3 separate regions of the Homo sapiens genome follow, and all the other regions are linked to region 2. Evidence: chromatin contacts called from ENCODE Hi-C or POLR2A ChIA-PET data. All regions are on one chromosome and are shown on one strand. Each heading gives the region's core, a stretch centred on a gene start or an enhancer-like site at or near the end of the contact. The rest is flanking DNA. Distances are from core to core; before and after follow the strand shown. Region 1 holds the start of GFOD2 (Gfo/Idh/MocA-like oxidoreductase domain containing 2). Region 2 holds the start of MATCAP1 (microtubule associated tyrosine carboxypeptidase 1). Region 3 holds the start of THAP11 (THAP domain containing 11).

Region 1 (3,604 bases), core at 1,090-3,589, 540 kb after region 2:
AATTTTGCCTCCCAGGTTCAAGCGATTCTCCTGCCTCAGCCTCCCAAGTAGCTGGGATTACAGGCGTGCACCACCATGCCCCGATAATTTTGTATTTTTAGTAGAGACGGGGTTTCATTATGTTGGTGAGGCTGGTCTCAAACTCCTGACCTCAGGTGATCCACCCACCTTGGTCTCTCAAAGTGCTAGGATTACAGGCATGAGCTACTGCGCCCGGCCCAAAGCTTTCTTCTTTAAACTGATTTCACCTGTTAACATTATTATACTTCCAATGTATCTTCTTATAAGGGCAAGGGGAAAAACCTGCTGCAAAGTCAAATGTAAATAGAAAATTAGTTTTTATCAAGCTAGGGACAAACTGACTTTGATGATTAGAATCAGGGACCATCTTTTAAAAATCACATAGTTCTAATTTTTAAGTTTTGGGTCAGAGGAGGCTTTCTAAAAAATTGCTAGTTCTACTACCAATGTGTTCTAGTATTACTATAGAAATCAGATAGCAATTGCCCTAGCAAATAAAAATAATAATGAGGGCTGGGTGTGGTGGCTCACACCTGTTATCCCAGCACTTTGGGAGGCCAAGGCAGGCAGATCATCTGAGGTCAGGAGTTCAAGACCAGCCTGGCCAACATGGTGAAACCCCTTCTCTACTAAACATACAAAAATTAGCTGGGCGTGGTGGTACATGCCTGTAGTCCCAGCTACTCAGGAGGTTGAGGCCAGAGAATCGCTTGAACCTGGGAGGCGGAGATTGCAGTGAGCCGAGATCGCACCACTGCACTCCAGTCTGGGTGACAGAGTGAGACTCCGTCTCGATAGATAGATAGATAGATAGATAGAGAATTAGACCCAGACCAATGATTATTCCATGGCAAAGTGGGAAAACCAGGTGGTAAGAGATAACCTCTCACAACAGAATCTTTATCTGTGAAATAAGGATTCGACCAACAGAACCGTCTGTTGAAAATTTCCTCTCTTGGTCCAGGCAGGTTCTCTAAACTCCCAATCCCAAAGCAGTTAATTTTTTCACGTTTCCTGTAAAATGGATGGCCTTAAAACTCTTTTGTTCTCTAGTGTAGCTTTCCAGAAGGAAATAAGTTTCCTTATCAAGAATGAATCTAGCTTCCCCGACTCAAAAACAACCATCTTCTCTATATTGCTCCATATCACAATAAATTTAAGTGCCTTCCTTTTCTAAATTAAATGCTGTTCCCTTCAACTTAAGGGCCACACACTAAGGGCTATTCCTTTAGAGGCTTTTGGGCCCCACAGATCACAAAGGTGGTGCCCTGCCCTAGTTCTTTCTGGACATTTAAAAGGACATCCACTTTCTTGCCCTCAGGATAACATTATGGGAACAATGAACATAAATAAGACAGTTAAATAAGCTTCCCTGATGCCTATCCAATACAGCTTTCAACTCTTCTATCCTGCCTTGTTCTTTAGATCGTGCTGTAGTCTGGAGGGTAAACTCTTCACACAACCATTCCCAAGCCCTCATGTCCCTGTCCACTCTTCCTCCCTCACCTTTTAAGTGTGATAGGGCCTTGATGGGAAGACCTCACTTCACCTTTTGTCTCAAGTCCATCTGCTTCCTTCCAGAGCTACAAATACAAAGGTAGGCCAGGGCCATTGAGACGTGGCCATAGGGCACATGGGAGCTGGCAGAGCCACTCGCACCTTCTGGGGTGTCCCTTCTTCCACCTGTCAACTGAACACCCGTTTCTTAAAGATTTATCCCCAAAAGTCCCATCTCATTCTGAAAGGGGACGAACCAGCTACCCCACGAGCCCTTTGTCTGAGCTTCTACACCTCACACATCCTCATCCACAAAGCGTCCATCCTCACACAGTCAGGTGGTCCGCTCGGCACAGGGCGGGGGAGACTAGGTTTTTGCATCTGGTAAAAGGATGGGTTATGTCTCAGGTTCTTCCAGGATCCCAAATCCTATAATTCTACCACCAAGCCTGCGGGTCCTATTTCTGCGGTGGAAAGGGCGAATCCCAAGGCGACCCTCCACTCCACGCGCCTGCAGGCAGTTGGAACAAGCCCCCTCCAACCCCGGCTCTGCGGGTCCACGCCTCCAACCTCCGGCGCCGGGCCGCGGAGAAGGCCCTGTCGGCGCCCGCTCCCGGCCGCGCCATGCCCTCTTTCGCCCTCACCCGCCACCGGTGGCCGCCTCTCACCTGGCACGCTGGCATCGCCCACTCCGCGCTGCACTGGAAACCATGGGTCCGACGGGGTCTCGGGGGCCACCCATCCGCCTTAAGGAAGGCTGGCGGGGATGCGCGGGCCCGGGAGTCCAGGGCGCCGCCACCGGGAACGCGCCGCCTGGTTTCTAAGGAACTGGGGGCTCTGGAAAGGGAGGGGCGGGACGGCAGGAGGACTGCGCATGCTCCATAACGGGGATGGGCCTGCGCTGGGAGGGGCCGTAGCCGGGAGCTGCGCATGCTCGCTTTTTGGGGGCGGAGCTTAAGCAGCCTGGCTAGGAGGCTCAGGTTATTCATTTCCGGCGGCGGAGGCGGCAGTTTCCTAAGCTTGGCTTCTCTCCGGTCCGCTGACCGGCGTCAGGGACCAGGTTTTGGTAGCTGTGGGTAGCCTCAGTTGTCCTGGAATGAAAGACGGTTTCGTGTTGGACAAGGACATATCTGCAGAAGGCCAGTTCTCTCGAACTCGTCGGACTTCCTGGCTCCCTGACCCCCAGTGACTCGTTTTTCCGTTTTCTCAGGTGCCTGTCTGGGCTCCTCTTCCTCTGGATGTTTTTTGATTGTTCCTTAAATATCAGTGCTCTTCAAGACTGTAACCTCAGTCCCCTTGGCCTCTTTACTGAAGCCTATGCCCCACCAAATAGCAAACTATCCGCTAGAGTAAGGAAGCCGTTAGACCTTAGAATAAAACTGCCTGTGTAGGAAATGTGATTGGGGTTTGTATCTGCATGGGGAGCCCCCGTCCCTGCTTGTCTGACCCTCCTGCTGAGTATCAAGATCCCCACTCAGCTGGCATTAGGATGATCTCCCAGCCATCATTCCAGAGCAGCCTGTGGTGACAGAATATGTCAGCTGACCTAAGCGTGAGGCAGTTCCTACTGAGATATGCTAACTAGCAGCAGAGCTATCCCTGCTTTGAGCGGAGACAGGACTCCTACCACCTCTGTGAGGAGCATGGAAGGCTTCCAAAGTGATGAGAAGTTGTAACCCCTAAACCCCCCCTCTTCTGATGGGATTTTATCCTTTCTCTCCTGGATCCTCTAGAGCCAGGCAGAAGGAAGGCAGAGTCAAAATGTGCCTGTTTGATCTGTTTCTTAGTCATTGTTCGGAGTTCCACTCTTCTTGAGTAGGATTTCTCAACAGTGGCACTATTGACATTTTGGACCTGATAATTCTTTGTTGGGCAGGGGTGGGGGGAGCTGTCTGCATTGTAGGATGTTTGGCAGCATCCCTGGCTCTACCCAGTAGATGCCAGTAGCACCCCAAGCCCAGTTGTGACTACCAAAAATATCTCCAGACATTGCCAAGTGTCTCCCTGGGAGCAAAATCATTCCCAGTTGAGAACCACTAGTCTAGGGGGAAATGAGCCTACTCTGGCTTTACTTATATAGAACCAG
Region 2 (3,661 bases), core at 248-2,747:
ATTAGCTCAGACTTCTTCCATAAACTTTAGACCAGTGTTGCCAATTTCAGTGCAATTTGAGATACTGTCTATTTGCCCAGGCTGGTCTTGAATTCCTGGCCTCAAGCAATCTTCCCACCTCAGCCTTCCAACTAGCTGGAACCACAGGCACATGCCATCATGTCCATCTTCACTGCAGTGTCATCACTTGAATGTTTAATAGGCATATCAAACAGAATATGTCCTCTGTCTGGGATGTTCCTCCCCCTGTATAATGGCATGGGTCACTCTCTCACTTTCCTCAAATCTCTGCATCAATACCATGTTATTAGAAAAGCCTAACACACCCTCAATAAAATAGTAAACCTCCTCTCCCCTCTCCACTATCTCCCCTTCCCCAAATTATTGTTCTTTGTAGCAGTCATCACCATCTGGAGTGTACTTCAGTACAGTTTATATTTGTATGATAGGTATATTTGATAGTTATCTGTTTTATCTTTTCCAACATTCACAGCTGTGTCCCCAGAACCCAGAACAGTGCCTGGCCCGCAGCAATTGCTCAATAAATAAATGAATCCAAGAGCTCTTCTTTCAGAACTAGAATTATTCCTTCCCTGCACTTTGCTTCCCTATCTAGACTTCATCTTCCCCCTCTCCACTCCTCTCTACCCTGCCTAATGACCAGCTGCTTGAAAAGACTTCAGGTCCCAGGCTTCACTCCCTTTAACTAACTGTACAGTTTTTTGGACTCCTCACCCCTTTACAGGTTTCTGCTTGGCCCAGTCCCCTCCATCTCCCCTTCTTTCATTCGACATACCTCCTCGAAATTACCAGAATACGCCTGTTTTTTTCACGTCTCGGGTCCTTCCGCCAAGAATGCCTTTGCAATATATTCCTGGAGCAAACTCTTAACCATTCTTCAAGGCTCAGTTTAGGCCTCACTTCCTCCAGGAAGCCTTCCCCGCGTCTAGTGTCCCACTGCTTCGGCGACTTCTTTACTCAGAGCTGTCACTGTTGGAGTCTAGGTCCGTGTCCTCCCACAATCCCCTGAACTCCCCGAAGGCAGGAATGGGGTCTGATTCACCCCCGTGTACCAAGCACCCAGCACTGGGTGCATAATGAATGAAGGATGGATGGGGGAGGAGCCCCCCACTATTAAGGCGGGGTCTAGTGACAAATGAGAGGGTGTGGCCTGTGCGGAGAGAAGCCCCGGAGAGGACAAGGTGAAGAGCCAATGGGGAACCAGAAATAGAGGAGGGGCGTGACCTGCAGCCAATAAGTGGTGGGGGATAAGGTGAAGGGCGTGCCCAATGGAGGGTGGGGCCAGGAGACAATGGAGTGGAGGCTTCTCCGGGAGATCAGGAAAGGTCGCGTCGCGCGCCTCCTCCCGGCCTTTGGGGGGGTCCGTCCGCGTGCCGTGCCCCCACCTGTTAGCTCCTCTGCTCGCCGCCCGCCGCTCCCGCTCTGCTACACCGGCCACCGGACGCCCAGCCGGCGGGAGCCGTCGCCGATGACGTACGTCCTCGGGCGCGCGCACGCTCTTACGAAAGCGTGGGGCTTCGCGTCAGTCTCCGCGGCGGCGCGCCCCCGAGGCCACTGGGAGCGAAGCCAGGCAGGGTTGAGGGGGCGGTGTTCGTGGTCCTGGGCCCGCCCCCTTCCCAAGGCCACAGCGAGTTGCTGGGCTTCAGGGGCTCCAGGCGGCCAGGGCGGCGGAGACTCTTGCTCACGGCCTGGGCGCGGAGACGTGGGGGCGTAGCCCGCGGCCTCGGGAACGCAGTCTGCACAGAGGGCAGATGCCTGCATAGGCGGGGCGCAGCCCGTGTACCAGGACGGGAGCCAGGATACTTTAAGCGTGTCACTCTGCAAGAATTCCCTCAACCCTCGTGGGCACTTTTATTCCATCCCACCTTCCCCAACACACACAGACTCAGGCGTCCGGCAGCCGTGGTTTATTCTGCGAGCAGCAGGGCTCGGGCGCAGGACCCCGAGGGCAGGCAGGAGGCCGGCGCGAGCGCGGGCGCGGGCACTAGGCTGAAGAGGACGCGGCGGCTCGCGCGGGGCGACGGCGGCAGCGCAGCCTGCAGGGAGCTGAGCGCGGCCAGGTGCTGCTCCCGGGACAAGTCCCCGCGCAGGCCCAAGAGGGCGGAGACGTGGTCCTCGCTGCAGGGGCACCAAGGAGGCGCGTCAGCCCCGTCCTCCCCGCCCTCCGGCTTCTCTTCCCTTCTGGCCCCCAGTCCGCACCTCACGTCGGGAAATTGTTGCCGCAGGCCAGCCACCTCCAGGCCCAGCAGCGCGGGGTCGCGGAGGTTTAGCAGCTCCCTCAGGGCGAGCAGCACCGGCGCGCAGTGCGCGTTCTCCTCCAGGCCCTGAGCACGTCGGGGTAGGGTCTCGCGCCAGCCCTCTCTCCCACCCAGCCACTGAGACTCTCGCCCGTCTGCCCGCCCAAGAAGCTCTCACCAAACTGAGGAAAAGCTGCTGAAGCTGGGCAGCATCGTGCCGCAGGCGCTCGGCCGCCTGGGTCCTCTCGTCGGCTCCGCGGCACACCAGGCGGCCTTGCATCAGCGCGCTCAGGTACTGGAGCACCACGGCACGCTCGGCCTCAGCCAGCAGCAGCTGCGGGGAGGCAATCAGGCGGGTGCAGGTCGCCTCTCACCCGCGCCGCCCCTTCCCCAATCTTTTCCCCCAACCCACCTGAACCGTGGGGTTCCGCACGCGCCAGAAGTCCCGGCAGAAGCGCCCCGTCCGTTCACACACACTTTGCAGGAGCTCAGGGCTCGACAGCCATTGGCGCGAGGGCAGATCCGCGAACAGGGGCTGGGGAAATGATCCAGATCTGGCATTGCCGCGGAGACCCCCATACGTAGCTGTACCGCCACCTCTCCACCTGCTCCCATCCTGACCTGAAGGAGGCCTCACCTGGAGCTCCGCCTGCAGCGCCTCCAACACCAAGCGGTAGATCCTCCTCTGCAACTCGTCCAGCGCAGCTTCCACTGGAGCCAAGGCCCCTGAAGGCGCCCCGTCCAGCTGCAGGACAGACACTGAGGAGCTGGACCAAGCAAAACTACGGCTTCAGGACCAAGGCCAAGGCCCGCATGGCCCTCGGTGGTCCAGACCCTCCGGCGCCACCTTGTGGGGCAAGTGTTTGACGGGAGGGAGCGAGAACAGCGGCTCTCTGCACTTCTGGTCCCAGGCATGGACCAGGGCTGGGAGACGGGCGCTTGGCGAGCTGCAAAGGACACAGCCCAGCGAGACCTGCCTCAAATTCGCGGTGCGTCCTTGAGGAAAACATTCTTTCGGTTTCTGTTTCCTCATTCGTAAAGGAAGGGAAGTATCCCAGTGAGGAGGGAGTAAAAAATCATCACTTGTTTTCCTTGCCCCCACCAAAAAGAACATACCACCCAAGAGGAAGGGAGTGTGTGTGTGTGTGCGTGTATACACACAGCTGTAACCCCAGACATTACTGGCACAGAGTAGGGCCTTGAAATATTTGCTGGACGAATGAACAATTGACACCATGTGCCAGGCACTATGGTGGCCACTTTACATGTTATCTCATGTGATTCTCAGAACATTCCATTAGTACCCCCATAATACTAATGAGAAAAGTGAGATTCACAGAGATTAGGTAACTCATCCAAGGTCACACAACTAGTAATTAGCAGAACTAGAATTGGAACCCCAG
Region 3 (3,593 bases), core at 36-2,535, 660 kb after region 2:
ATATATATATATTAGCCGGGCATGGTGGCATGCGCCTGTAGTCCCAGCTACTCCGGAGGCTGAGGCAGGAGAATTGCTTGAACCCAGGAGGCGGAGGTTGCGGTGAGCCGAGATCTCACCATTGCACTCCAGTCTGGCGACACAGTGAGACTCCTTTACAAAAAAAAAAAAAAAAAAAAAAAAAAAAGATTCCCTCAAATAAGTTGAGGTGGGGGGAGGTGTATTGTTACAATGCAAATCCTTTCCCATAAAATCCTTTAATAGCTCTCAGTGGCCTGCAGAATAAAACCCCAAATCCTTAACATGTCCCAGTTTGGTATTTTCCTACGCTTGGCCCTACCCGGGCCACCCCTTTCCAGGCTCTTTAATGGCGGAGCCTAGCTCTTTTCTGCCATGTGGCCTTACAGACTGGTTCCTGGGACAAGAATTGGCTACTTCTCCCTACCCAAGCTTTCGTTCGTTTTTTTATTCCTGGCCCCCACCACCTCCCCCCCATTTCTCTGCTCTCCTGTTAATTCCTTTGGAGCGATTACTATTTGTGAGTAGACATCCATTCGCGTGCATTCAGATCTATTATCCAAAAGACAGACGCTTATCCGTCTAGGTAGTCAGGCTCCAAGAGAGGAGCCCAGTCGGTCTGACTCCCGCAAACTCCCGGCACCGTGTCAGCCACATAGTAGGCGTCTACTGGAGACTTTGTTTAGATCAGTTAGTCAACGCAGGCAGCAGCTGAATCAGGAGAGAGTCCCCAACGCAAAGAAAGGGGCTCCTGAGACCCTTCGGGGCGCCGAGGCCCAGGTTTCGTCTCCCTCTGCTGCAGCAATGCCGTCGACTCAAAGGGGCTCGGGGCTGGGGAACTGGTTCTGGCAAACAGCACAACCTCGCCCGAATCCTGGTCCGCAGTAACTCGATCTTTCCCTTAGGCGGCGCTTCGGAGGGAAGGCGCCTAGTTCAGCGCGAGGCATCACGGGATTTGTAGTCTCCGTGGGCATATACCCACCGCGCTTGCGCACCGGTGAGGCGCGCACCGCCCCGCTCCACGCCCCTATCAGGATTCGGGTCCTCGTGAGGAGCAGTCCAGGCGACAGCGTTCCAACCTAATACGCCTCTCTCGCCCGCCGGGGACAAGACGGGCTGGGGAAAGAATCTGCTCTTCGGAGGCTATCGCAGTGCCTTGGAAGGCGGCAGGAATCCGCACACACCCGCCCCGGAAGTGAGCCGCTTCTGGCGCGGGGCATTGTGGGGGGCGTAGTCTCTTTCTCAGGCGGTCCTTCGCGGCGTCCCCGGGGCCCACTCCCGAGCGCAGGCGGGCAGCCAGGCGGGCGGCGCGGCGCGGGCCGGCAGGAAGCGTATTCTGGGCACGGGGCGCCGGGCGGGCCGGCTGCGCCGAGCGGCAGTGGTGGGATACCACCCAAGGCCTCGCGCGGCGCCGCCCGTCGAGGGGCGGGCGGCGGCGTAGCCACTGGGCCGTCGAAGAGCGCAGGAGGCCGGTGGGCCGGGCCGGGCCGCGCGGCGCAGCCATGCCTGGCTTTACGTGCTGCGTGCCAGGCTGCTACAACAACTCGCACCGGGACAAGGCGCTGCACTTCTACACGTTTCCAAAGGACGCTGAGTTGCGGCGCCTCTGGCTCAAGAACGTGTCGCGTGCCGGCGTCAGTGGGTGCTTCTCCACCTTCCAGCCCACCACAGGCCACCGTCTCTGCAGCGTTCACTTCCAGGGCGGCCGCAAGACCTACACGGTACGCGTCCCCACCATCTTCCCGCTGCGCGGCGTCAATGAGCGCAAAGTAGCGCGCAGACCCGCTGGGGCCGCGGCCGCCCGCCGCAGGCAGCAGCAGCAACAGCAGCAGCAGCAGCAACAGCAGCAACAGCAGCAGCAGCAGCAACAGCAGCAGCAGCAGCAGCAGCAGCAGCAGTCCTCACCCTCTGCCTCCACTGCCCAGACTGCCCAGCTGCAGCCGAACCTGGTATCTGCTTCCGCGGCCGTGCTTCTCACCCTTCAGGCCACTGTAGACAGCAGTCAGGCTCCGGGATCCGTACAGCCGGCGCCCATCACTCCCACTGGAGAAGACGTGAAGCCCATCGATCTCACAGTGCAAGTGGAGTTTGCAGCCGCAGAGGGCGCAGCCGCTGCGGCCGCCGCGTCGGAGTTACAGGCTGCTACCGCAGGGCTGGAGGCTGCCGAGTGCCCTATGGGCCCCCAGTTGGTGGTGGTAGGGGAAGAGGGCTTCCCTGATACTGGCTCCGACCATTCGTACTCCTTGTCGTCAGGCACCACGGAGGAGGAGCTCCTGCGCAAGCTGAATGAGCAGCGGGACATCCTGGCTCTGATGGAAGTGAAGATGAAAGAGATGAAAGGCAGCATTCGCCACCTGCGTCTCACTGAGGCCAAGCTGCGCGAAGAACTGCGTGAGAAGGATCGGCTGCTTGCCATGGCTGTCATCCGCAAGAAGCACGGAATGTGAACTGGTGCCCCGGCAGCCTGCTGGACTCCCAGACCCCATCCAGCCAGGGGACCGCAGGCCATTGTTGAACTCCTCTATACTCCTGGGCACTGGTTGACAGTACTGAGGCTTAAGGCAGCTGGACTCTCTTGCTGGTGACCTGGCATCCTCAATTGTTTCCTCCTGAAGTGGAAGCTGGGGCCTTAGACTCTGCCCTGGTGACACCAGCAATTATGACTTTGTCTACCCTTCCTCCCCAGTTATTGTTGCAGATTCTGGTTAAGCAGAGGCTTCAGAACCACTGAACTTGAAACTTACCCTCTAGGGATGCAGGTGGGATGTCCAGGGACTATAGGTTTGGGAAAACCATACCTTAAGGTTGGTCAGCAGTCAGACAACTCTAATGTGTGTAGTGATAAGAGATTCAAGTAACATCAGTTCTCCTCCTTTTCATGCTTTTCCTTCCCAGGTGCAGCCTGTGATTCTGATGGGGACTGGTAAATCTGTGCCTCTGCCTCCTAGGACTTATTTTCCCAGGAGGCCATTTACAAGGGGATCTGGATGACCTGCTGATGGAGATCCAGCTTGCCAGGGACTTAGGTTTATCCTGTTTTGTTTGCTACTGGTTACAAATTCTATTTTCTGTACAATTAGTCAGACTAAAGTTTTCACTGTGTTTGTTTGGCAAAACAAATTAAACAAAAAGTAAGGTTTTTATTTGGGTCTCGCCATTTTATTTTTACAAAAACATAGTTAAATGTCCTTGAAACATGGGGAAATAGGCCTCAGCCTTTCTGAAAGACCAGGCTGACCCTGAAAGTAGAGATGCTTCAATGACCAGTTTTTCCAAAAATGGGCCCTAAGCACATGGATCCTGGCCTTATAAGGTCCTCACAGAGTTCCTGGCCCAGCTCACCCTAAAGAGTTTGGAAACTGCACCAAATGGGCCCAGTTTGTCCATGGATTATCTCCCTGTATCCTTTCAACAAGAAGGACCAACTGGTAACTAAGCTATATTGTGATAGTTCGCCTCTGAGGGTTTCAATTCTCAGCTGGGATTGAATTTTGCTCACCATGACATCCCTTAGGCTTAGCACAGCCTCTGGTATGCATGTGCATGCAGTTACTCTGTGAACCGGTAAGAGCGCA

What was found. A loop is a pair of places that touch in the nucleus more often than their neighbours do. ChIA-PET counts read pairs that join two places held with the same protein, here RNA polymerase II (POLR2A). Pooled maps may share reads with other maps.
Region 1: a loop to region 2 is called in a pooled map, with 11 times the contacts of the local background. The contact joins the promoter of GFOD2 here to the promoter of MATCAP1 in region 2. A Hi-C loop is called at or near these places in 7 of 50 pooled maps. POLR2A ChIA-PET finds 5 or more read pairs at or near these places in 2 of 52 experiments (Caco-2 and HepG2).
Region 3: a map of naive thymus-derived CD4-positive, alpha-beta T cell shows a loop between it and region 2 (36-fold over the local background). The contact joins the promoter of THAP11 here to the promoter of MATCAP1 in region 2. A Hi-C loop is called at or near these places in 1 of 168 maps with a recorded cell type or tissue (naive thymus-derived CD4-positive, alpha-beta T cell) and 9 of 50 pooled maps. POLR2A ChIA-PET finds 5 or more read pairs at or near these places in 1 of 52 experiments (WTC11).

The regions. Positions count from the first base shown.
Region 1 is chr16:67,716,977-67,720,580 of GRCh38, forward strand. It overlaps GFOD2 (Gfo/Idh/MocA-like oxidoreductase domain containing 2), which reads right to left and starts at 2,340. Exons shown (of 3, transcript NM_030819.4): 1 at 2,187-2,340. RefSeq lists an enhancer at 1,658-1,737 and silencers at 2,098-2,147, 2,208-2,257.
Region 2 is chr16:67,182,466-67,186,126 of GRCh38, forward strand. It overlaps MATCAP1 (microtubule associated tyrosine carboxypeptidase 1), which reads right to left and starts at 1,498. Exons shown (of 7, transcript NM_001040715.2): 1 at 797-1,498. EXOC3L1 (exocyst complex component 3 like 1) reads right to left here. Exons shown (of 14, transcript NM_178516.4): 10 at 2,896-3,025; 11 at 2,671-2,793; 12 at 2,437-2,592; 13 at 2,221-2,345; 14 at 1,914-2,139. The coding sequence ends at 1,929. RefSeq lists an enhancer at 2,917-3,016.
Region 3 is chr16:67,841,035-67,844,627 of GRCh38, forward strand. THAP11 (THAP domain containing 11) reads left to right here and starts at 1,286. Exons shown (of 1, transcript NM_020457.3): 1 at 1,286-3,161. The coding sequence starts at 1,521. The coding sequence ends at 2,465. All of the region lies in intron 1 of CENPT (centromere protein T), which reads right to left. RefSeq lists enhancers at 1,000-1,049, 1,502-2,248, 1,960-2,119, 2,560-2,609 and a silencer at 1,300-1,479.